Linked DNA regions of Homo sapiens: regions 1 and 3 are each linked to region 2. A link is a loop called in an ENCODE intact Hi-C map of the cell type or tissue named here. Cell type or tissue: mammary epithelial cell. All regions are shown on one strand. Region 1 overlaps KCNQ5 (potassium voltage-gated channel subfamily Q member 5). Region 2 overlaps KCNQ5 (potassium voltage-gated channel subfamily Q member 5). Region 3 overlaps KCNQ5 (potassium voltage-gated channel subfamily Q member 5).

The links. Hi-C counts contacts between places; a loop is a spot of excess contacts. Peaks named below come from ENCODE experiments on the same cell type or tissue, not always from the same donor. Only the 100,000 strongest peaks of a DNase experiment are listed, where the experiment ranks them.
Region 1: a loop joins it to region 2, with 11 times the contacts of the local background. A loop is called at or near these places in 2 of 110 quality-filtered maps.
Region 3: it touches region 2 in a loop (5-fold over the local background); 2 of 110 quality-filtered maps call a loop at or near these places.

What each region holds. Positions count from the first base shown.
Region 1 is chr6:72,784,171-72,792,170 of GRCh38, reverse strand. All of the region lies in intron 1 of KCNQ5 (potassium voltage-gated channel subfamily Q member 5), which reads right to left. Among named protein-coding and RNA genes, the nearest start is that of KCNQ5-IT1, 160 kb to the right of the region's middle. In mammary epithelial cell, no CTCF peak of the experiment used is centred here; DNase peaks (open chromatin) are centred at 3,810 and 4,430; H3K27ac peaks cover 3,420 bases.
Region 2 is chr6:73,126,212-73,134,211 of GRCh38, reverse strand. KCNQ5 (potassium voltage-gated channel subfamily Q member 5) reads right to left here. Exons shown (of 14, transcript NM_019842.4): 10 at 571-791. Among named protein-coding and RNA genes, the nearest start is that of KCNQ5-AS1, 13 kb to the left of the region's middle. In mammary epithelial cell, a CTCF peak has its summit at 4,115 (motif pointing right); DNase peaks (open chromatin) are centred at 2,341 and 4,021.
Region 3 is chr6:72,745,672-72,753,671 of GRCh38, reverse strand. All of the region lies in intron 1 of KCNQ5 (potassium voltage-gated channel subfamily Q member 5), which reads right to left. Among named protein-coding and RNA genes, the nearest start is that of KCNQ5-IT1, 120 kb to the right of the region's middle. In mammary epithelial cell, no CTCF peak of the experiment used is centred here; DNase peaks (open chromatin) are centred at 4,721 and 7,191; H3K27ac peaks cover 1,621 bases.

The sequences.
Region 1 (8,000 bases), 340 kb after region 2:
TGAGACAATGACTTTCTCCATAATTATAGACTCACAAATATATTTAACAATTTGATTTGCCACCATGGCTATGAAATGAAGCTCAAATCAAGATTTTACACTCATGGCATCCAAAGAAGTTTACTTTGTGGGAGTCTCAATATGTTTTCTTTCCATGAAAATATAGTGGCTGGCTGCTATGGCTTGATTGTGTCCCCCAAAGTTCATGTGTTGAAAACTTAATCTCCAATGCAATAGTGTTGACAGCAGCACCTTAGGAGTTGATTAAGTCATAGGGGCTCTGCCCTCACATGGATTAATGCTGTTATCAGAGAAGTGGCATCCTTATGAAGGATGAGTTTGGCCCCTTCCATCTCTCCTGCGGGCTCTCTTGGTACGTGATGCCTTCCAACATATTATGACAGAGAAAGAAAGCCCTCACTAGACATGGTCCTTCAATCTTGGGCTTCACAGCTTTCACAACTGTGAAACAATAAATTTCTGTTCTCTATACGTCACCCAGTCTCAAGTATTCTGTGACAGCAGCACAAAACAGGCTTAGACATTTTCTTTTGCTGCACATTAGTCTTTTGAAAACTAGTGGTTTCCAAATAGTTGAATTTACAAAAGTAATCCACCAACCAGGCATAGGCAGGAGTCATTTGATATGACATCCTGAACTAGAGATAAAGATGTAATGTACCTTTCTGGAAGTCAATATTTTTAATGTTTTCCCAAGTTCCATGTGTGTGCTTGGGGTGAGGGGGAGGGCATTGGGTAGGAGAAAAGGGAGTTAGAACACTTCAAAATATGATGTCAAGGGAATTTACCTATCCTGATTTCTGGATACTAGTCTAGCTGATGTTCACATTTTGTCATCATTCAGTGCGCACATGCACACACGTGTGGATATGCATGTGTGAGTACATGGACATACATTACAGCACACTTTGGCCTCTTTTCTATTGCTCTCATATGCATAGCTGCTGTCTCAGGCATTTAGCTCCTCCTGTGGCTGGCTCTTTCTCAGCTTTCAGATCTTACCTCAAATGCTGCTTCTCCCGAGAGGCCTCGCAGCTTCTCTACGGAAGAAGCCATTCTCATCCACTTTCCAAGACCACATCCTGTTTATTTTCTTCAGAGCACTTACAAAGATGCGATGATCTTGTTTATTGACTTATTGACTGTTTATTGATGATTTCCCCCCATGTGTGCCATTGTTACCTCCAGACCCAGGACCATTTCTGGCACATACTAAAAACAAACAAAACAAAACAAAACAACAAACAAACAAAAACCCTTTGTTGAATAAACAAACACTGAATATAATTCTTTGGACCTAAAAACTCTGTTTTTTTATCTTCAAGTTTAATACCGTGTACTTTATTCTTTTAATGTCCTTAATGTTCTAAATGACTTTATTTTTCCCTAATAGAAACATTTATCCAAGTTTTTCCTACATTTATTTATTTAGGGGATATCCATCCCCTTAAGCATTTATTCTTTGTGTTACAAACAATCTGATCATGTTATTTTAGTTATTTTTAAATGTACAATAAAATTATTTTTTACCATAGTCACCCTGTTGCACTAACAAACACTAGGTCTTATTCATTATTTCTAGTGATTTTTTTGTACCCATTAACCATCCCCACTTCTCTGTGAAGAACCGCACCCATCACTACCCTTTCCAGCCTCTGGTAACTATCCTTTTATTCTCTATCTCCATGAGTACAATTGTTTTACTTTTTAGTCCCTACAAATAAGTGAGAACATGCGAAGTTTGTCTTTCTGTGCCTGGCTATTTTTCTATATTTAATCTGTAGCTCAACTTGATGTCAAATTGAATTAGCTACTAAATTCATCTTCATTGCATTCTAGCTCAAGTGATGTTGGATATGGCTTCTCTGGGCTTTAGTGGCCTTATCATTTATATTGAGGAACTTTCACTACTTTGGGAGCTTATTTTGTGATTACAGTCATTCTATAGAGCACAAAAGAGCTGGACCAAGGAAGAATAAAGAAAAACTTGTTAGTATAACTTCTTAAGCATCAACAGCATTGCTTTAAGAAATTGTTAATATTTAAAACAACATTTTAATGAATTCTGGAGAGACATGCCCGTTTTGTCAAACATTTATCTTGACAAGTGGCGTCTAGTTCTAATTCTATTTGGACGCTGCAGGATCCCCTCATCTCAATACTATTCTTCTGTTCTCTCGCACTGGGCCCCATCCAAGTTAATTATAAAATGGTCCTTTGTGAAACGTAAGTGCATTTTGTTCACCACTCCTATCCAAGAGGTCCTTTCCACTCGGCCTCCAAAAGGAAAACAAAACAAAAATTATATTTTACAAATATAGGGTTCTATTTTTAGGAAGGGAAAAGAAAGGTGGGACTAAGTGTCCTATGTTTTGAGTTCCTTTCCTGACTTTGCCACTCACCAGCTGTGTGACCTAATACAAGTCTATTGATCTCTTTGTGTATCAGTTTCCTCATTTAAAATATATGAAATTTATAAATGATAATGTCTACCTCACAAAACATACCTAATGATGAATAAGTCACCACATCTAACACATGAAGTATACTTAATTCTTCTATCACTGATACTCTTTCTATAACAAGTTATATTTCCTTTCTCTATATAAGTTATATTTAAATTAACTGAAAAATATTCCTTACAGTGAAGTTTTTGTATGTATCAAGAAAACTGTATGTCCTAAAATTCTTGGTTTAGGATTAGCCTGAAACACTGGTCTGAGGTAAAACACCTGAGTTTCAGTTTCAGTTAAGCTGAAGGGCTTTGAGCCAATCGTTTCACCTCTGTACTTCATTTCATCTCATATGTTAAACATAGAGGGTGGATTAGCCAGGTGTGGTGGCGGGCTCCTGTGATCTCAGCTACTCAGGAGGCTGAGGCACAAGAATCCCTTGAACCTAGAGGCGGAGGTTGCAGTGAGCCAAGTTTATGCCACTGCCCTCCATCCTAGGCGACAGAGCAAGACTGTCTCAACACACACACACACACACACACATACACATGAACAAAAACCATGGAGGGTGGGTTTAGATTAGTAGCTCCCAACTTTGGCTACACATTGGTATCATCTGGAAGACTGAAAACAGATAATGCCTTTGGCTCCACCATCAGAAAGTATGGTTTGGACTGGGGCTTGGCATTGGTATTTAAAGGTTAAAAGTATCTCCTCTGGGATTTCTAATGTGAAGCTAGGGTCGAAAACTTTTAATCCTTCAATACCTACAGCTATTGAGAAACCAACAAATAAGAAAGGACAAGGTTTTTAGGATGGCCTATGTTTTTCCTAAGGATATAAAATATAAGACATGGGTTCAAATTAAGTAATATCCTACCTTAAAACTTAAAAAGCCTTTGAAGAAAAAATAAAATTTCATCTTATACAAAAAAAGACATGGACTACAAATGAATAGGTATATGATACTGTTATTGTAAAAATTCCATTATTAGTACCATGGCATCAAACTATAAGGTTAATATAGAATTATAGAATCCAGAATTATTTGAAAAATTGTTATAAACTATTTGTTCAAACAATAAAATATTTTTACCAAGTTCTCTTTAATAATACTGCTATCTGCTGTATAGTATAATAAATAAGACAGCAAACTATTTTTAACTATAAACAATTCAGGCCCTTTTAAGTGTGAAAGGATGCCTTAGCTAAACAGAAGGAAGAAGAATGAAACTTTCTATTTAGAAGCTGTTATGAGTCAGGCATTGGAGTAGGTGCTACTGTATTTGATAAGTCATCCGCATACTATTCTGTGAAGTATGTGTAACTCTTCCCATCTTACAGATATCCAAAGTCTTGTTAATACAGGCAAAGGGATCTTCCCATGGGGCTTTCCAGGGAAAGTAGCAGAGTCAGGATTTGAATCTGGACATTCTGGTTTGTTAGCACATTTTATAATAAATCATTATTTATAGTCTGTAAGCTCTAGAGCATTAAAATTCACTATACTCACAATACATAGTCTACAAAATTCCTCCTGTATTTTTTTCCCCACTTTTCTTCCCCACTCATTCATCCGTTCACTTATTCAGCTACCAATGAGCCCATCCACCAAACACTTAAGTGACTAGTTGATGTCAGGCTGGAAATGCAGATACCCAAGAAAAGCAGCAATTGGAATGTAAGTTGTCTAAGGCACGGGCACTGAGGCAACCAGGAAACATTTTGGAAAACAACAAAACAGAAAAATCAGATTGGTCTTAAGAAACCTATTAAAGCAGCACATAGTGACTCAGAACAGACATAAACAAAATCATGTTAGAGAGACAGATTGGCCCTCAGGCTGATAAGGCAGGATTAACTGGTGAATGCACAGGAAGAATGTGCCAATCAATAGAGGAGCTGATTAAGTTTGGAAATGTAGGAACATCAAGGTCACAGAGGTGAATAGGAACAGGGATGAGTGCTGACTCAGAAGAATGTGCCTTGGCATGCTGACTCAAGTGGCCTGTATGCTGACAGGCATGGACTGGGAGGACGGGTACTCAAGTTACTTTCTTGATTCTCTTTGTTCTGCATCCATGATTTCCACACAACCTTCTGGTTACTTTGGCTTCCTACATAGATTGGCTACAGCATTCAATTTTTTTTTTTTTTAAATACTGATACTTAGGCCTCACCAGAGACTAATTAAATCTGAATTACTTGAGAGTAGTGCTGAATAGTTGTACATCTCTAAAGCTCCTCAAGTGATTCACATACATAACATGGGTTTGGCAAACATTTTCTGTAATGGGCAAGATAGTAAATATTTTAGGCTTTGTGGGCCATATGGTCTCTGTTGTAACTATTCAACTTTGCTATTGCAGCACAAAAGCAGTTATAGATAATACTTAAATGAATGAGTATGGCTGTGTTCCAGTAAAACTTTATTTATAGACAATGACATTTGAATTTTGTACAATTTTCATCAAAAAATTTTATTCTTCTTTTGACTTCTTTCATTTTAAATGTAAAAATGCAAAAACCACTGTGAATTTGTGGCTGTACAAAAACAGGTGGGGGGCTGCATTTGTCTCACAGGTCAGGGTAGCCAAACCCTGGTCTGTGGAGATAATACAAATGCACAGACATGTTTCATCACAAATGAACCAGGATTCTCATTTCTTTTTTTTTTTTTTTTTTTTTTTTTGAGACAGAGTCTTGCTGTGTCGCCCAGGCTGGAGTACAGTGGCACAATCTCGGCTCACTGCAAGCTCGCCTCCTGGGTTCAGGCCATTCTCCTGCCTCAGCCTCCCGAGTAGCTGGGACTACAGGTGCCCGCCACCACGCCCGGCTAATTTTTTGTATTTTTAGTAGAGATGGGGTTTCACTGTGTTAGCCAGGATGGTCTCAATCTCCTGACCTCGTGATCCGCCCGCCTCTGCCTCCCAAAGTGCAGGGATTACAGGCGTGAGCCACCGCGCCCGGCCCAGGATTCTCATTTCTAATACACCGGTCTCTCAGATTTCTGTTGTGAGAGGCCAGTATTGCGAAGTAAATAAACTTTAGGACTTTGAATAAATCAAGTTTTTCTAAACCCGTGTGGCTGAGATCTAGACTCTGGGTAATGGAGAAATCACTGAGACAAATGACTTCATATGGAGAACTGACTAGAGAAGCCACTACCTTTCCTCAATGAGACTGCTTCCCCATTCCCAAATGATGTGAGCTGCATAAATTAGACATTTATTAGGCATAGTTAGCATGTTTATTTATTTATTTATTTACTTATTTATTTTACTTTAAGTTCTGGGGTGCATGTGTAGAACATGAAGTTTTGTTACAAATTTTTGCAATCTATCCTTCTGACAAAGGGCTAACATCCAGAATCTACAAAGAATTTAAGCACGTTTTATAATAAATCATTATTTATAGTCTGTAAGCTCTAGAGCAACATCGTCTGACATAGCAGCCACTCACCCATGTGGCTACTGACTACTTGAAATGTGGTTGGTTCAAATTGAGGTGTGCTATGTTAAAATACACACTGGATTTTGGAGGCAGTATGAAAAAAAGAGTATAACATATCTCACTAATAATTTTTATATGTCATAACAATTGTGTCAAAATAGTAATATTTTGCATATACTGGTTTAAATCAAATCTATTATTAAAATTAATTTTACCTGTTTATTTTTAAATGTAAATAACAGAAAACTTTAAATTACCTATGGGGCTCCTATTATATGTCTCTTGGGTAGTGCTACTCTAGACAGCAGAGGTTGAACTGTCCTAAACCCAGGGTTTATGGCAGAATTTGGAACATGGTGGCTTCTAAGTAATTGTTTATTGCGGGAATGGATGTAACTCTGTGATGTGTGCACCCAGGAGGTACAATAGACTCCAAGCAAGCGGTGATGATTTAGCTTCAACTTGAAGGCTAAATGTTAATCAGGTGCCAGAGAGGAAGGAAAAATGAGAAAAATACACAAATTCTGCCTGCTACTGTTCTTTTCTGTTTGTTTGTTTTGTTTTGTGTTTGTTTGTTTTTGTTTTTTTTTTTTGAGATGGAGTTTTGCTCTTGTTGCCCAGGCTGGAGTGCAATGGTGCGATCTTGGCTCACTGCAACCTCCACCTCCCAGGTTTAAGGGATTCTCCTGACTCAGCCTCCCGAGTATCTGGGATTACAGGCGCCCACCATCATGTCCAGCTAATTTTTTGCATTTTTAGTAGAGATGGGGTATCACTATGTTGGACAGGCTGGTCTCAAACTCCTGACCTCAGGCGATCCACCCGCCTCGGCCTCCCAAAGTGCTGGGATTACAGGTATGAGCCACTGTGCCTGACCCCTGCTCCTGTTCTTGACTAACTCCCTATCCTTGTCATGTTTTCCAGTTACAATCCCAGCTCCATGGTGTCTTCAACCTTTGCTACTAGAAGCTTTGCCCCAGACCAAAGGAGCATAGTCACAGTGCCAGGGAGACTCAGGCAGGCATGTGTTCCTCTAACATCCCAGGAGAAAAAATACTCTGTGTTAATTCTAAAATATTTTTTTTCTGTTTGTCTTCAACGATATAAGAGAAGAAATACTTCATGAGATGCTAAATGAAAGCCAAGCAAGTCTAAAGCACTTTAGTGTTGGTCAATCGCTTTTGGTTGGTGTTACCTTTATTGGCTGATGTTGCTGCCTCTGGCTGCATAATCTTTGATCATTTTTAAACTGCTGTTTAGCTTTTTGTAGTTTGGTGCTTAGATGTATTATTTTCCTTTGATTATGTGATAATTTGGGCTTGACTCATAATGGTTAATCCAGAATCCATTACCATCACTTTCTCTCTTCTGGGGTAATCTCTACCACGGAGGCTAGAATAGTGAATTCCCAAGCTCTGAGTCTCTCCTGCACATAAGGATTACCACATGACTCAGTTCTGGCCAAAGGGATATGGGTAGGAATTCCTCGAAGAAGATCTTTTCCCATAAAAAGGAAAAGCCTTGCTAGTAGCCTCTTGGTCACTTTGCCACTTGACTGGAATGCAGGTTGGAGGTGCAGCAATCATCTTGTGACCATGAGAGGACGAACATGAGGATGACACATTGAGAAAAGTAGGCCAGACAGAGCCCCAGTCCTGCAAGACCCTGTGGAGGCCTGACTTCCTTTAGATTTTATATTGTGTGGGGAAAATAAATCCTGACCTCATTAAGCCAATGTTAGTCTAATTTTCTATTACCTGCAGTGAATACATTACCTCATAGAGTAACTATTGTTTATAATATTATTATAATAAAAGTCTTCTCCCCTCCACAGCAGAAATCTCCCAATGACTGTGCTTCTCTTACATCTTTCATCCACTTATCTGGTTCTCTCTGCTCTCTCTCTTCTCTTCTCTTCTCTCTATCAGGTCTTGACTCATCAAGTTTGGAATCTAGGGAAGGTTTTACATATAGGAGAAATGCAATGCCCTGAACAGCAGTGGTGGTTTGGAAGCACAGTCAGTAACACATGCAGCTCCTTCACATCTTGATCATGCTCTCTCCAAAGGAAAG
Region 2 (8,000 bases):
CTCTTGGGAGAAGAACTTGAATTTTACTTATCATTGGAAGACTTCGAAATAACTTTCAACAGGAACCTCTCTAAGGAAGATAAGCAGTGGTCTCTGATTTGCTGGTAGATGGAGTGTGTGAGAGAGGGAAAGAGCACCTTCATTGTTGACCAGAAATGATCATCCTCCTTACTGTGTTTCAAGATATTCACAGAGCAAGCACCTGGTTGTCCCTGGGTCTTGGACCTTTGCTGGTCAGACGTCACAAATACATCAGAATGACAGTCCCATTGATCTTAATGTGGCCCTTGTCTGAGAAATAAATTTGTAGATACAAGTGAAGAATTAACAACATTTTGTCAGCTTCTTTGGAATGTAAATTTAGCTGCCAAAGTGGTTTCCAAAAGTAAACTTATGTTCTGTACATTTGCCCAAGGCAATGAATAAACTTCCAATAAAACAAACAAACAATTCTTTCTCTGGGGTTGTTTTCTTCTTTCTTCAAGTGGCACTATGGAGAATTAATTACTTCATAATCTCACTCACTATAGCCTATCCAATTAAAAATGGTTATGGAAAAACAGGGCTTACCATCTATCACTGGTTTTGGCTGAGAACTTTTGAGGCGCAGCGAGGGCCGGAAGCGGGTTCGGTCGTTGAAGCTCCAGCTCTTCTGCACTTTGGTGGGACTGCCCTCGGCTGTGATGTCGGTGCTTGGGGACCTCCTGTCACCTACTGAGGCTTGTCGGCTCTTAATACTCTGGCCCCTGGGGCTAGCCATGCGCACTCGCTCCTTAAAACTTAGCTTCTGACTGTGGAGAACAGAGGCATGATTATTCCATTTCAAGCAATTTCTTCCACTTTGCTTGGGTAAGTAATTTGATGAAGCTCATGTGGTCATATATTTCAATAGACAAGATGTTTTCAGCACGTAGGAGCATAGCAATTATTTTTCCCTTATTTAAAATTTGAGCTTTATCTAATCTCTATATTTGCATTCGAGATCAATCTCATTCTACAGGTACATACATCCTTCTTGGATTCATTGTAGAAAAGACTGAGGTCATACAGCATTTTGTACACAATTACACTGTAGATAACTAAGAACTGTTTTGGAATTCACTTGAAAAACAGTTGGGTAATTTTAGCTTTAACCTCAACTTTTGAGATTTAAAAAATTATTTTTTGTTTGGGAGCATATCTCTTTGTAATTTCTAGACATTTCTACAGGTAAACAGGGATGACAGTTACATATATACCTACATTTGGCATGCATTTTATATTCCAGGCAAGATTATGTTATCCATAAATTCATGCAATCTCATAGCAGTTGGTAGCACCACATACATAATATTAAACACACAACACTTAACATTAGATTTCTTTTATGCTTACATTCATTCTTGTGAGATGAAAACCACACAAGATAGAACAGCCCCAACAGATAATGAATGTGATGACTGATGAAGAGAATGAGATGTTATGTTCACTAACACAATTTCCTGCTAGTAAACAGGTTATTGATTTGCTGTGGCAGCTACTGGTAAATTATATTTGTTCAGGCATTCAGTTCTCTGATGCCGGCTAAGATCAAATTGTTGTGGGCTGATAAAAGAAGCATTAACAACAATCATAAAATCCAAAGTGCATCTTCACACTTTCCTAATCAAGAGATATGCTATGATGTGCTAGGAAGGGCAGGTTGGGATCAGACACACGGGGGCTAGGGTTCTCATCTCTAACTTGGAGATAAACATAGCAACACAGCTAAGGGATTCTTGTGGGAATCAAATGAACTGTAAGAAGCTTTGTGTACCCATTCTGTTTTTTTTTCTTGTTTCCTTTATAGTGAAATTATGCCATTCATTAGAAGGTGATACTGTCATCAATGTGAGAGGCCCAGGACTCTGCAGGGCCTGAAGAAATCCTGGGCAATGAGTCTGAGGGAAGTCTCTCAGAGCAGCTACTCTGAGAGAGTAAAGCCGCAGCCTTTGTGGGGTATGAAAGCAGCGTTCTCATGGATAAGGCTTATTTGAGACGAAGTGGAGGCCTTGTTTTGTCCACTTACCGCAATGTCCACTGTCCCCAACTGCAGCATGCCAACAGCAAATGTGTTTAGTGGATATGTGCTTTGTAGCTAACAAGAAACAGTAACATTTATTTTTCCATGCCTAGTTGCTTAACAAACGATATTCTAAAAGGGCACCACGTTTTATGTGTGTTTACATGAAAACAAATCAAATCATGAACTGGTGGTCAGGGAGTTCTGGAAACAATAAACAAGTTGACCATGCAACTGACAGCTCCCCTCTGAAATGCAGACACAGCTAAGTCCAGCATGACTCGCTGAAGGCACATGCAAAGAACAGGCGGGGCAGTTTGGTGATGAGGTCAGGTGGGTTCAAGAGTTCTTTACAACAATCCCAACAGTGGAAGAGTTTATCTGTGCTTGACACATGTGTGATTAAATGATAGATTACATTAAACAAGAGCAACAATAACATCATAAACCTGCATCTTTTAATTCTCAGGCTAGGTTTTCCATGTCATCCCAAAGCCTTCAATTATTTAAACAAATCTGTCAAAGGGATGGTGCCCAAAAATATCTACTTTTCTCAAGCTTTTTTTTTTTTTAAATTGTAAAAGTTTCAAATCTCTTTTTAGTTTCAACACATCTGTTCCATAATTTAAATTTACAATGATCTAGTTCAGGAAGCATATGCTCACTTCTGCACCTTTATTCAGATTAATGAATAGCTCAAGTTGACATAGATATCATTACAATTGGTCCTCACTATATTTGATTTTATCTATTACCTTTTCTGGAACTAACAGATGCTAATTACTATAAAAGGTTGGTTTTAGTTAATATCAAATTATTTTCTCCAACTTTCAAGATATATCTCTTTTCTATGTCAACTAAATACATAAGAAATGGATAAACCATCATAAAAACACTTAATATGAAAAATTAAAAAAATTCAATTACTAAAAAAGTAAAAACATCCAAAATGAAAGTATTAGCATTCAATCCACCATAGTTTGTTTATAATAAAAGTATTTTAAAAATCATACCTATAAAAATATTTTTAAAAATTGCCTCTATGAACCATTTTGACATTACCTTATGAATAAATTGGAAAATGTGAATAATATTCTCTAAATCTTAGTATCATTTAAAGCACTTAAAGTTGACAAAAATAAATTCTAAGTAACATTTCCCTTTTGTCCTTCTCAACTACATGGATATTTGCTAATGTCTATTATTTTAAAGATTCCCAAGAATTATTTTAAAATAAACTCGGCATATTACATGTTAAATTAGAAAAAATGTAATGTTTTCACTTTCTCTTTTGACATAATTATATGAAAGTTAAGAATAAGATTCTAATCAAGAACTTTTTAACCAGGCAAAATTTTCTTTTCCAAGGCAAAGATCTGTTCTTGTGTCCTCTTACAAAAAGCTCACTTTATTATTTTTCTACTTTGTTTCCCTTTGAAAATCAACACAGCGTCTTGATTAGATGACTATTAAGCTGATCAGGTGACTGTTACTGAAAACACACATTGAATTGATTAAAAATATAGACTCTTCACTGAAACACTGAAGTCTTCATTATTTTCCTGCCTTTTTTTTGGTGACATCTACGAATATGATTTTTGAAGATTTATGTAACAGTATTTTTAGGAAGAATGCCAAGGATTATCCCCAAGAGACCAACAAGGAGGTCTTGCTTTGCAGAAAGTAAAAAAAAAATTGCTGTGGTCATTGATCGGAGCATCTCTCTTAGGGTACAGTCCCACAGTTACAGCTGAGGACCATGCTCAGCAGAGCCTGCACTGTCACCCTGCAAGAGAGAATTCTCTCATCTCTAGGAACCAGATGTACAGGTTATTCAAATGGCCTAGCATGCAGTCTACTACCGGCTGTTCTCTGCCAGGCAACTGTGTGGCATCATCATAACCCCACAGTAATCCTCTGGGACTTAGAATGCTGTAGTTATTGTTATACTTAATTAGGGTTTTAGCCCTTCATGGGATAAGCATTCTACAAATTCTCGCCTCAGGCACAATATGGCAACTGAGCCATAACAATCCAGTGCGTGCAGCAGCTCAGCAGTTGTCCAACCACAAGGAGGCGCCAAAGGGCTGACTGCCAGTTCTACGCGGGACGCCGACTATTTGTCCCAGCGGTGGAGAGTATCAAAGCAGGCAACAGGCAACAAGGAAAATTTCAAGCGGGTTGAAAACCTCATTCAAGAAGTCCCTAGAAAGAGTGAGTCTCTGAACAGGGCTCAGGTGGGGTGGCGGTGTAACCTGGTCATGCACCTGAGGTTAGTTGGCATTCTCAAATCTCATGTCAATAGCCCGGATGCTGGGTACCTCTGCTTCCGTGAGGTGTACATTCTGAAGAGCTTCTGCTTATTACTACAGAACTTACTAGGAGTGAGGGAAATAGAGCAGCACATTACTAAGCATTTCACGAATAGGAAAGTGCTCAGGGATTCTTTTATAAAAACAAAGCCATTTGGCTTTATTGTTTTTAATATAGAAGTACACAGACTATTTAAGCAGAGAGTACTATGTTGTTTAATTGTGCTGCTTGAAAGATATCCAGTGATCTTAACGGCTAGGTTGAAAAATTGGATTTGAACTAGGCATTACATACAAATGATGATAGTCTCTGTGTTAGCATGTAAGAATAAATACTTTAGAATATAGCTACCCCTGTAATAAATATCAATAACACATAGTATAAATGATTAATAACGTACTTTAGAACTTCAAAGAATAACTACAGAAATCAATAAATTCATGACATTAATTGTTGAAATTTGAAAACGTAAGTTCTTGGTTTGTGTGAAACATCTGCATTTATAGTTGATATAGGTAACCAATTGTCAGAATATATGTTCAACAAAACAGAAGAAAAGATTCTAGATTGCTGGTTTGTAAGAAACGAAAGAAAAGTACGTTTCTTATTTTAAGTCCTATGATGTGTTGTTAGAAGACTAAATCCGTTTCCTCTATCAATAAATGTGAACAGAAGGAGAGACCATTTTGGAAAGATTGTTTTTGAAACAATGGAACATTTTGCCAATAAGGACACAAGTTGACTATGTTGGAAAAAAACCAAAATCTAGTCTTATTGAGTTTAGTTTAACAACACATGCAGATCATTCATTGCACACAGAAGAAAGAAAATTGAAATAACAGAAAATAAATGCAGAAAAAATATAAGAGCACACAGTCTTCCACCAGGGTTCTAGAGTTCTCTCCAAGAGCCACACACAGCTTCAGAACTCCCCCTTCCCCCAAAAGCCAACCACACAGGAGTGGTTCAGAAAAAGCACTCGGTGGCTCACAGCACAAGAGTGTAATGTAATATAAAAATATCATTTTTGCCTTAACGTTTAAGACATGCATCTTTACAACAGTCTCACAGGTACCTGGTAAAGCAACTTTAGTCTACTCAGAAATCTGAAAGGGTTCTAGCAAAGCTTTTAAAATTGCCATTAAGGAAGCTTAAGTATCAAGCAGGCATATAGCCAACCATTGTTGATTAAGAAGACAGAGTAACTAGAGGCAGCAAGATGTATAGATAATCTCAAAACCTCAGATAATATAATCTGTTTTTGTAGCAATAAAACTTAGGTAGATAGAAGGAAAAGCCTTCTTGTATCAATGTGATGACTGACTACTATTTGATAATCTGGTCAAGGAGGAAGGGAGAACCACATAAAACCTCAAGGTGAGAATATTGGCTTATTCTGGACAGATGGATTCACAGGTAAATTCAGTTCTCTGAAAATGACAATTTATATCAAAACAGAAAAAAACTTGTCCCATTTTAAAAATGACTTTTCCAACTAATTTTTTAATAGAATGAAATCAATAAACACATTTACCACCACATATATGAGATTAGTACTGTTTTAGTGGGAATTCAGAGGAAAAGAAATGAGTGATTAAATGATGCTAAAGAAGTATTTTATGATTGGAGTAGAGGAAAAAACAGCAGGCTCAGTTGAGACTAACAGTAATTTGTACCTGAATGTACCAAAAAGAACTGATGAAACAGTATTTTCACTATTGCTCAGTTGAGCTATATTTAAAAAGCTCTTCTTCAGATTAATGGCTTGTATTTTATTTTATTTTTTATTTTTTGAGATGGAGTCTTGCTCTGTCATCCAGGCTGGAGTGCAGTGGTGTGATCTCAGCTCACTGCAACCTCTGCTTCCCAGGTTCAAGTGATTCTCCTGCCTCAGCTTCCCAGGTAGCTGGGACTACAGGCATGCAGCACCACGCCCAACTAATTTTTGTATTTTTAAAATAGAGGGGGTTTCACAATATGTTGGCCAGGCTGGTCTCGAACTCCTGACCTCAGGTGATCCACTCTCTTTGGCCTCCCAAAGTGCTGGGATTATAGGCATGAGGCACTGCACTTGGCCATTGTATTTTTAAAGAAAAGTTTTGGATCTGTCATAAATAATGTGACATTTTTCCTTAGCCCAAGACATCGTAGGCAAATTTTGTTTAAACATACCCTAGCCTCAGTGTAGAAAGACAAAATCCCTTTTTAACAAGAACATTCCAAAGCCGGGAATGTAGTTAACTAAGGGTTCTATAAATGTGTTCGACATCTTAATCAATGTTGCAGAAAGAAAAGCCTCTCTGTGTATGACCCACTCTACAGTCATGGCTCCGTCCTTTGGTGAGAGTGCCAGGCACCCAGAGGCGGATGTTGGCTGCTGTGTTGAGTTCATCTACACTTGGGTTTCTCTCAGTTTGTAACACAAAGAAAAACCATGAAGAAGGACTTAGGAGATTCCAAGCTCTGGGCTAAAAGGTGAAAATGTTGGCTCCTGCTTGGGCTGAAGCTTGTCTCCTCTGCCTTTCTGACTCACCATCAATAACTCAGTGGTCCCAAAGGCAGTAAATTACTCTGCAGTTGGGTGGTGTTAATTAGTTCCTTTGAAATGGGGTCAAGCATTAATTAACAATACTCTGGACCCAGATCTACTCTTCTGTAAGGAAGAACTCTCATTATAAATGCATTTTACTTTGTGATATTTTGCTTGGGTAAGGACAACTTTGTTACTTTCTAAGATGGTACTGTTGCTATTGTTATTACAATAGCCTTTCTGCATTCATTATGCAGGATTATAAATTCTGTGTATGGAGCACAACAAGGTGAAAGCTTACATAATATTAAATGGGAGCTTCAGCTTACTTTCCTTAGATTATTGCAATGTTTTTAATTTTTTATTTCTCTTTTTATATTTCTCCTCTCTTCCCATTTTTTGTTGGTGTTTTATCTCTTCCCACAAACTACTTGAGGTCAGGGCCATTTTATTACTCTATCCAAGAATTATTTATTGAGCACATTCTGTAATAGCTTTACCCAGGGTGATGTGACAGCTAGTTGGAAGATAGGACACCTAAGTGTATGAAATATAAGATATTAAATAATGAATCTAGGCTAAGTAATAGTGCAGGACTTATTTCAAGGTGGTTTTTGCCAAATGTTCAATGACCACAGAGAAGCAAGAAATTTCCATGTGTGATTCTCTAAGTCATCAACCCACTTCAGTGGTTTTGTACATATTTAAACCTATGGGTGAGTTATCTTTGACAACCTCAGTCTGCTGCATGCAGAGAGGTAAATGTCGTAGATATATGCGAACATCATAAATGTGGAAAATTTGGTTGGTAGTTTTTTTGAATAGTGATAACTGAATAGGAAGCTTGTTTTTGGACTAGTGAGCAGAAGCTCAACAGTGACACTTTAATTTTGTCTTTGTTTTCTGCTGTGCTAACATTTAAAAACAGTACAATATCATTGTGCCAGCCCAAGGTGACCCCTCCTTCAGGATTGCCATAGAGTTTACACTTATTCAAGCACCTCCATGTCATTTACAAACTTCTCTTTTAGGTGTTAACAGCTCCGTTTTGGAGGATGAATCTAAGATGGGTGATCGCACTCTCAGGTAGCTCTGGAATTTGTGCCAAAGATGGTC
Region 3 (8,000 bases), 380 kb after region 2:
AATGCAAATTAGATTAAAACTATAAGATACTATTAGATGCCAAGTAGAATGGCTAAAATTTATAAACAATCACCAGCAAGTGTTGGTTTAGATGTTGAACTGAAACTCACGCATTACTGAAGAGAATGTAAAATGGTACAGCAACTTTGGAAAACATTTGGCATTTTCTTATAAAGTTGAATATACACTTACTATACAATCAAGGACTCCTTCTCCTATATATTTATCCAAGTAAAGTCCCTACACAAAGACCTATCTGAGACTGTTTATAGAAATTTCATTCATAATCACCAAACCAAATATCCAACAATTAATGAAAGAATAAACAAATTATCCTTTTATGGTATACCTGTAAAATGGGATCCAACTCAAAAATATAAGAAATAAGGGAATGATACACATAACAAAATGGATTCATCTTAAAAGCATTATGCCAAGTGAAAAAAAGCCAATCATAAAAAGCTACATACTGTATGATTCCTGTTATGTGACATTCTGGAAAAGGCCAAACTATAGAGCCAGAAATCAGATCAGTGACTGTCAGAAACTAGTACCAAGGGAAGAGAAATGGAGAAATTTTGGGGGTTATGGAAGCATTCTATAGCTTCATCATGGTGTTTGTTACATGAATGCACAGGTCTTCTTAGCAAGTAAAAACTTGCCTTACATTTTAATTATTAATTCATTAATAATATTCAAACATTGACAATGGGTATACAATATTTCCTGTCTCTTGGAAGTATTCTTTTAGAGTCTATCTAGAAGAACCTCGATCAATTCATTCTTCACTTCCTGTCCTTTGTTACTGTACATATCCACTATGCCCTGTTTCTAATAAAACCAAACATTTAATTTTATAGTATTAATACTTGTAGAAAATCAGAAACACAATATGATAGGTTATTAGGACAGAAATACAGCTTCAAAATAACTTAGTCTAGTCCCCTATTTTACATGGATTGGCTGTTCTCGTTTGTTAGCCTAAACTGTACACACTTTGGAATTTAGGCAATTCAGGAGACTGTGAAGATCCAAATTGTTTAATGGACTGTGGTTGTGAACATGTATGAATACAACTTGGAGACTCACAGAAATAATTGAAGATGATTGATTGCTCATATCAATGGGTGGGGCAGAGCCAGAGTGAAACTATGTTCTTTAGGACCCTGCTTTTCATTCCAAGCTTGTTTACCTTGAGATATAGTTGTTACCTAAAGAAAGCAGAAATCTGTACCTAGGCTGTTTTCTTTGCCTAAACTTCTCTCATTTCCATTAACTCATTAATTTCTACTTACCTTCAGGTATTAGCTTAAATGTCTGAGGTTGTTTTTCCTGCTTTGGAGATTAACTTCCTCCTCTTATACAACATCAACTCATCTGTACTTTATCTCCTTGCACATAGCATGACTTTAGTGAAGAAATTAGTTTGTAACTAACGTTTTGCACCTGTCTCCCAACTCAAATATAAGCTCCATATGAAAAAGGACAACGTCTTTCATGCTGTCCGCCCTTACACCCAGCACCTGATTTGGGGTCTCCTTCAAGACAGATGCTCAACAAATGTTTGACTTTTCACTGGGGGATTGCTGGGTCATGCTATGGAGATAGCTTACCCCCAACGTGAAGCAATGTATGGTAGTATAGCAAAAACCAAATCCAAACCCCAAACAAACAAAAGGCAAAAGATGTACATTTGAATCCTATCACCACCATTTACTTGCTAACTACTTGGTGAAATTTATATAAATATCTTGAGCATCACTTTCCTATCTTTAAAAATCACTTACTTACAGATGATTTGGGAAAATCTATATAAATATTTTCTGACCATCATTTATCATTAAAGTGATTCGAGTAATAATGAATGAATAAAGGTAGGTAATGCGCCTTACAGTATGCTCAGAACACAGTAGGTGGTCAAAATTATAGAATTGATACATTGCTTTTTGTACTAAATAAGAGTGATGCCTATATTAATCCTAATTATGCTGCTTTTTAATAATTTATTTTCATAAAAAAAGTCAATGGTAAAATGCACATTTCTGATTCCAGAATCAATTATTAAGATGAGCTATATTAAAGTGATGATATTTGACTGCTGTTGACTTTTGAAAATGGCAGTTTCAAGTGGTTCAAAGTATTTGATGATTTTTGTATTGTAAATGTGTATATTTACTTTACATTTCTCCTTTTTAATAATGAACATGAGTTTTACCTAATGACAAAAAATTATGTTTTTTTCTTGGTCCCTCGTGATCTAAAGACTCATCTCAGTGCTGTAGTACATCATTTAAGCTTTCTCAAATCTGGCTTCGACTTATGTTTTCATCTCTTATTTTCTTATATTTTTTTTTTTTCATTTTGAGTCCAAATCACACAGATGATTCATTACCTAAATTCATCCTGTACTTTCTTGAGTCCATGCCTTGGCTCACACTGTACCCTTTTCCTGAAATTGCCTTTCAGTATTTCAATAAAAAAATTGCCTATCCCCTAAAATCCAATTCAAATGCTACTTCTTACTCTCCTATGTGTCTCCCTCCCTACCAGCACTCTGGATAACCCTTCTTGTATTAAACCTAGTTTTGGATAGATTTTTCTCTTTAGCCAAATCATAGGCTTCTTAATGGTAGGAACCATATCTTAGCCATTTTTTTTTCATCCCAGTACCAGCTCTATCTGAGCAAACATCCAAAATAATAGATTTGGTCAACTGGCATATTCAGAAGATGTATCTTTTTTAATGACATAAATTGATGAAACTCATTAAGTATGTCAAAGGAATGGAAGTGGAAGGCTTGAGCAATAAAAATCCTTTTTAAGGTCACTATCATCTGGTATAAAAATTTATTTTGAACAAATTACACCCTGTTAGTACCATTGTAGCTTTGCTTATGAGGTACAAAATCAGTATGCATGACACATGAATTCAACATTTTTATTATATATCTATTTAATTATTCAAAGCATTTTTAACTTCAAATTAAGATATTTTAATGTATCAAATAGAACCATATTTGATCATATAGAATGACTTAAATTTTGAAATGTTAGTATTGTCACCTTTTTAATCAAGTGAACTTAAAAAGCATCATACAGTGGCCATGTGAAAAATCAACTGTCTTTTTAAAAGATCATTAATTTTCTACAGCTCAGTCTATAACCGACATCTAGCAACAGCTAGTTTTATTGTTTATAAAATTAATAAATCCAAAAGTACCTTGATAATTTATTAAGGGTTATCTTACCCAAGTAAACTTTAAGTAGTCCTGCATTTCCAAACCTATTAAAACAGGGTATTTCCTTTTCTGAAAACCAAATCTGAAAATGATACTGAAATTGATTTCTAGTAAATTTTACTTCTAAATAATTAACACTTAATTCTATCAGATTGTGCAGATTATTCATTCCTAGGCATTCTTTCACTCTGGATAGAGTTAGTACATTTGAACACACAAAGTACTCTTTTAGGAAATGCACTTGGGAGTTCCTTTCCAAGGTTTGCCAAAGACTCACATTGTGGCCAGATTATTTGCTTCTTTGTCTCATAAGTCTCCCCATTTACATAAAAAAATTACATTTTGCCATGTGTTATTTGGATAGCATTTTGATAACAAGATATACAGACCACGGTTTTATGAAATTTGAATTCCCTGTTACTTGCATTCCAATTAAAAATTATAAACAATGAAGTAATTACAGGTTTTAAAAAAGGTTTTTGCTTTTTCTTTTTGACATTGTTGTCATTGTAATTATAGCTTAACTCAAGACTGGTTTGTACTTCCTTGACAGGCCATGTTAATTTAAATGTTTGTTTTTAATTAGATAATGCTTCTGAAGAAATAAATGAAAAAGGTCCTATGAAAAGAAAAACCAAATGCCTCAGTGGCAGGTCAATAACAACCCTAAGTTGATTACATAAATGGAAATAAAAATATATTTTTTTAAATGTTGTCAGTGACTATTTAAGGTATGATTATTCCCTATGTGGGCTATTTGTGCCTTGTATTTTTCCATCCACCTACCTATGATTGGACTATTTCCCTGTCCCTTTTCTGTAGAGTGGAAGGCAGAGCATGGCAGGAGAGATAAAATGTAATGAAGTTCAAATCCTTCCCTTTGGCTACTTGTGAGCAGTTGGAGGAAGTAGTTCACAGTAACATTTAACAGCAGGTATTACCTGAATTAAAGTCTGAGAAATTTTTTTTTAATTTTTCCACATTATTCCAATAAACAGAGGTAGCTGAAAATTAAGTGACTAACCAATGACATCAAAAGCATATTTCTGACTGGTAATAATTCCTATCCTCAACCAACAAAATAGGCAGTAAGTAAAGATACCTCATAACCAGGTGGCTTTAAAATATAAACCAAAAATCACTCTAACTAGCTGGATAAATTGGTATTCTATTTGAACTTTTAACAGAATCTCAATCTAAATATCAGAGCAAGGATTCACCTTTAGCAAGGATTCAACTTTAAATGAAAATGTTTTGGGGTGTTGAGAATTCAAACTTCTCAGAATTGTAAGGTTCTATCATGGCAATGAGTGGTGAAAAGAAGTATGAGGAGGAAGAAAATAAATATGTAATTTAGAGTTTGTTCAGAATCCAAGAGTTAACTCCCCTCATTCAAGAAAGTTGAGTCATGGGCAAACCACAGGTGGTCAGGGAGTGGGTGAACCATGGCACATCTGTTTCTCATAAAACCAGACTGTGCCATTCTAGAGCCTTTACTTTTTCTGAATGAAACACATTCATGTGTGAACGTGTCAGAGCCAGTGCAGGAAAAACATTTGTTTTCTCTGGCACACTATGCACTTATGATTTGCCTAAATGCAATACTTGGGCTTTCTTGTTCTCCCAAAACATTTCCCACTTACATTCACTGAGTTTGCCTGGTACAGCACCAACAGGGGCAGGTTTGTCTCAGATACCATGCTGTCTATGATGAAAATCTGTTTAAATTCTCTTTAGGAACAACTGCCTGATTTAGTGAGATTTTTCACTCAAAGTAGTTATTAAACGCATTTTTCTTAGCATGGGCCTCATATCCCTTAATGAAGGTAGAAACAAAGCAAGAAACTCCTTAAATTATGGAAGAACAAGGTGTAGGAATTTACAGTCTTTTCTCAGTTATTATGGGTGAATTGAAAGTCATCTGTGGTTCTCAAATTTTGCTGTATATTCAAATCACTTGAGAATTTTGTTAACATGCAGATTCTGATTCATTAAGTCTGGGGTGGGACTCAAGATTCTCATTCATAACAGGCTGTGAAGTAATGCACCAATAGGCGGTTGTTTTATGGAATACTTTTTGAGTAAAAAGAACCCAGGGCACAGTTCTGTGACAGAAAGGCTACATACAACCAACAAGTTGATACTGAAGTCACTTTTGAGTTTAACCTTAGCTTGATTCCATCTCTTTCTCTAGTTTTTGTATTTGCATTTAAGAACAGGTTGGAATTAAAAAAACAAACAAACAAACAAACAACTATCACACATCAACTGTATAAAAGATCACAGACAGCAACTACTCTCCCAATCTCAACATCATTCCTCTTCCCTTTCCCCTTTCTGGTTGGTCTTACACAACCAAACCACACTTTATTCTTAACAAGCCATCTTACACTTTTCGGAGATGTATAGATTATACAACGAAAAAGACTGAAGATTTTCTGACGTAGGATTTTTCTAAGGAAATGATGTGAAATGAAAGTCCCACTGAACTACAGTTTGGGAGAGCTGAGTGTTTTCTTGCTTCATCTCTCACTACTTAAGGGAAAGCCTTTTCTTTATTTATAAACCTAGTAGGATCTTGCTTTACCAATTTAACAACCCTGTTGAAGGTGTTCAATGAGTTCTTACAGAGGACAGCATTTTGAGTACATTTTTTAAGCATTATAAAAATACAGTATAAGAATTATTTTAAGATATGATATGGACAATGGCAATTCATATGCTATGTAACTAACTAGACTGAATATCATTGAGGACAGGAATGTATGCTATGCTTCTATTTTTACAACCCTGTTTTTTCAGTCATTTATCCCCATGTTAGGTATAGTATTATAAAAAATATCAGATGATTAATGAATTGTCTGACTGAGAAAGAAAGAAAATTGTAGTATATAATGCTGACATTTGAACCTGCCTTTTAATTTGCCATCATGAAACAGAAGGTACTAAAACTAGCAGAGAAATTTTTATCCGATTTTGTGTCATGGGCCACTTTGGCAGTCCCATGAAGCCCGAGGAACTATTTTCAACAGAATTGTTTTAAAATGCATAAAATAAAAATATTCCAAGGAAAAATGAGTATATAGAAATAGTTATCAAAATATTAAAAGAATTCTTTATTAATGCATTAAATAAGGTATCACAGCAGGTCTAAGTAGCTAACATAATTCTGAAGAAGTGCTAAGTATAAATTATATTTGAGATATATTCAATACCTGTGATATAATTTAAAATTAATCTAGGATTTCTATTGATGCCATAACCCCTGAGGTTTGTGGCTTACATTAATAATTGAAGGAGATATCAAATATCAGTTAGAGTTAGGAAAAACAAATACATTTTTTTTCCTATCCAAATTCTGGACCTTAGGTTATCATCAACCCCTGAACTAGAACATAAATATAAGGATTATAATCCTTAAAATAACTCAAAATCCATATCTTGTATCATTCTAGGCAAGACTTAGAGTGTAACACATAATCTTTTGTTATTATAATTAAGAGTTTGCAGTTCTGCTAGATAGAATCAAAGAGCGTCATTATTTTCCGCAACTACTACATTAGTATCTATAATGTATGGTATACATTAGTTTAACACAAGAATGTAGCATAACATAAAAGGATGTTGTTAATGTTAATGTTCTTGATGTATTATCTGGTAGTGTTTGGTCTCAATTTATTATCCTCAATGAAATTTTCTAACTTTTTTCCTTATTCCTGTACTCAAAATTACATTAATGGTACTTTGAAAGAAAAGATGTTGCTATGAGATTTTGCTTAGAGTCAAAATAAAGCATTCAGCTAAATATATCCAATGTAGTTGTTGAAGCAAGAGGAAGAAAACAATTCTAAGTATCTTCTTTAGAAGTGATGCAAACCTTGTTTTGTTTCACTGTTGCTTCAGGTTTAGTTCAATGACTACTCCCATTAGTACCTGTCAGCAAATCCCTGACTCACCCTTGATCACTAGCCTGTCTACCCTGGTACATCTGAACTGCCTCCCAGTGCTTTCTGAAAGAAAGTAAAAGTTTAACAAGTTGCACGGAGAAAATCATGAGAAAGAGAAGACTGGGTATCAAGAAACCAGGTCTTGGGGCAGGTCAACAATAATGCAGACTTTTAAATAAGGTGGCAATCGGTAGCAAGGGGAATAATCTTGATGAAATTAGTAACTGGCATAAATTTCTGGGCTGGGAGGGGAAGTATCCCACAGAATAGAATGCTAAAAAATTACAAAAAAGTTTCAATAATGCCATTGTTGTGAGTTGATTTGTGTCTCCTATAAAGAAATGTTGAAGTCCTAAACTCTGGTATTTGTGAATGTGACCCTTTTTTTTTTTTTTTTTTTTTTTTTTTTTTTTTTTTTTTTGCAAATAGAGTCTTTGCGGATATAATTAAGATGTGATCACACTGGATTACAGTGGACCCTAATTTCAACCACTGATGTCCTTATAAGGAGAGAGAAATTTGGAGTTAGAGATACAGGGGAGACAGAGGGCAAAAAGCCATGTGATGACAGAGGCAGAGACCGGAGTGAGGCGGCTACACGCCAACACAGGTCAAGGATTGCTAGGAACCACTAGATGTTAGGAAGAGGCAAGGAAGGCTTCTTCCCTGGAGCCTTCAGAAAGAATATGACCTTCAGACACACCTTGACTTCAAACTTCTGGCATCAAGTACTGTGAGAGAGTACATTTCTGTTCTTTTGAACCACTCAGCTTGTGGTAATTTGATACGGCATCCAAAGGAAACAAATACGACC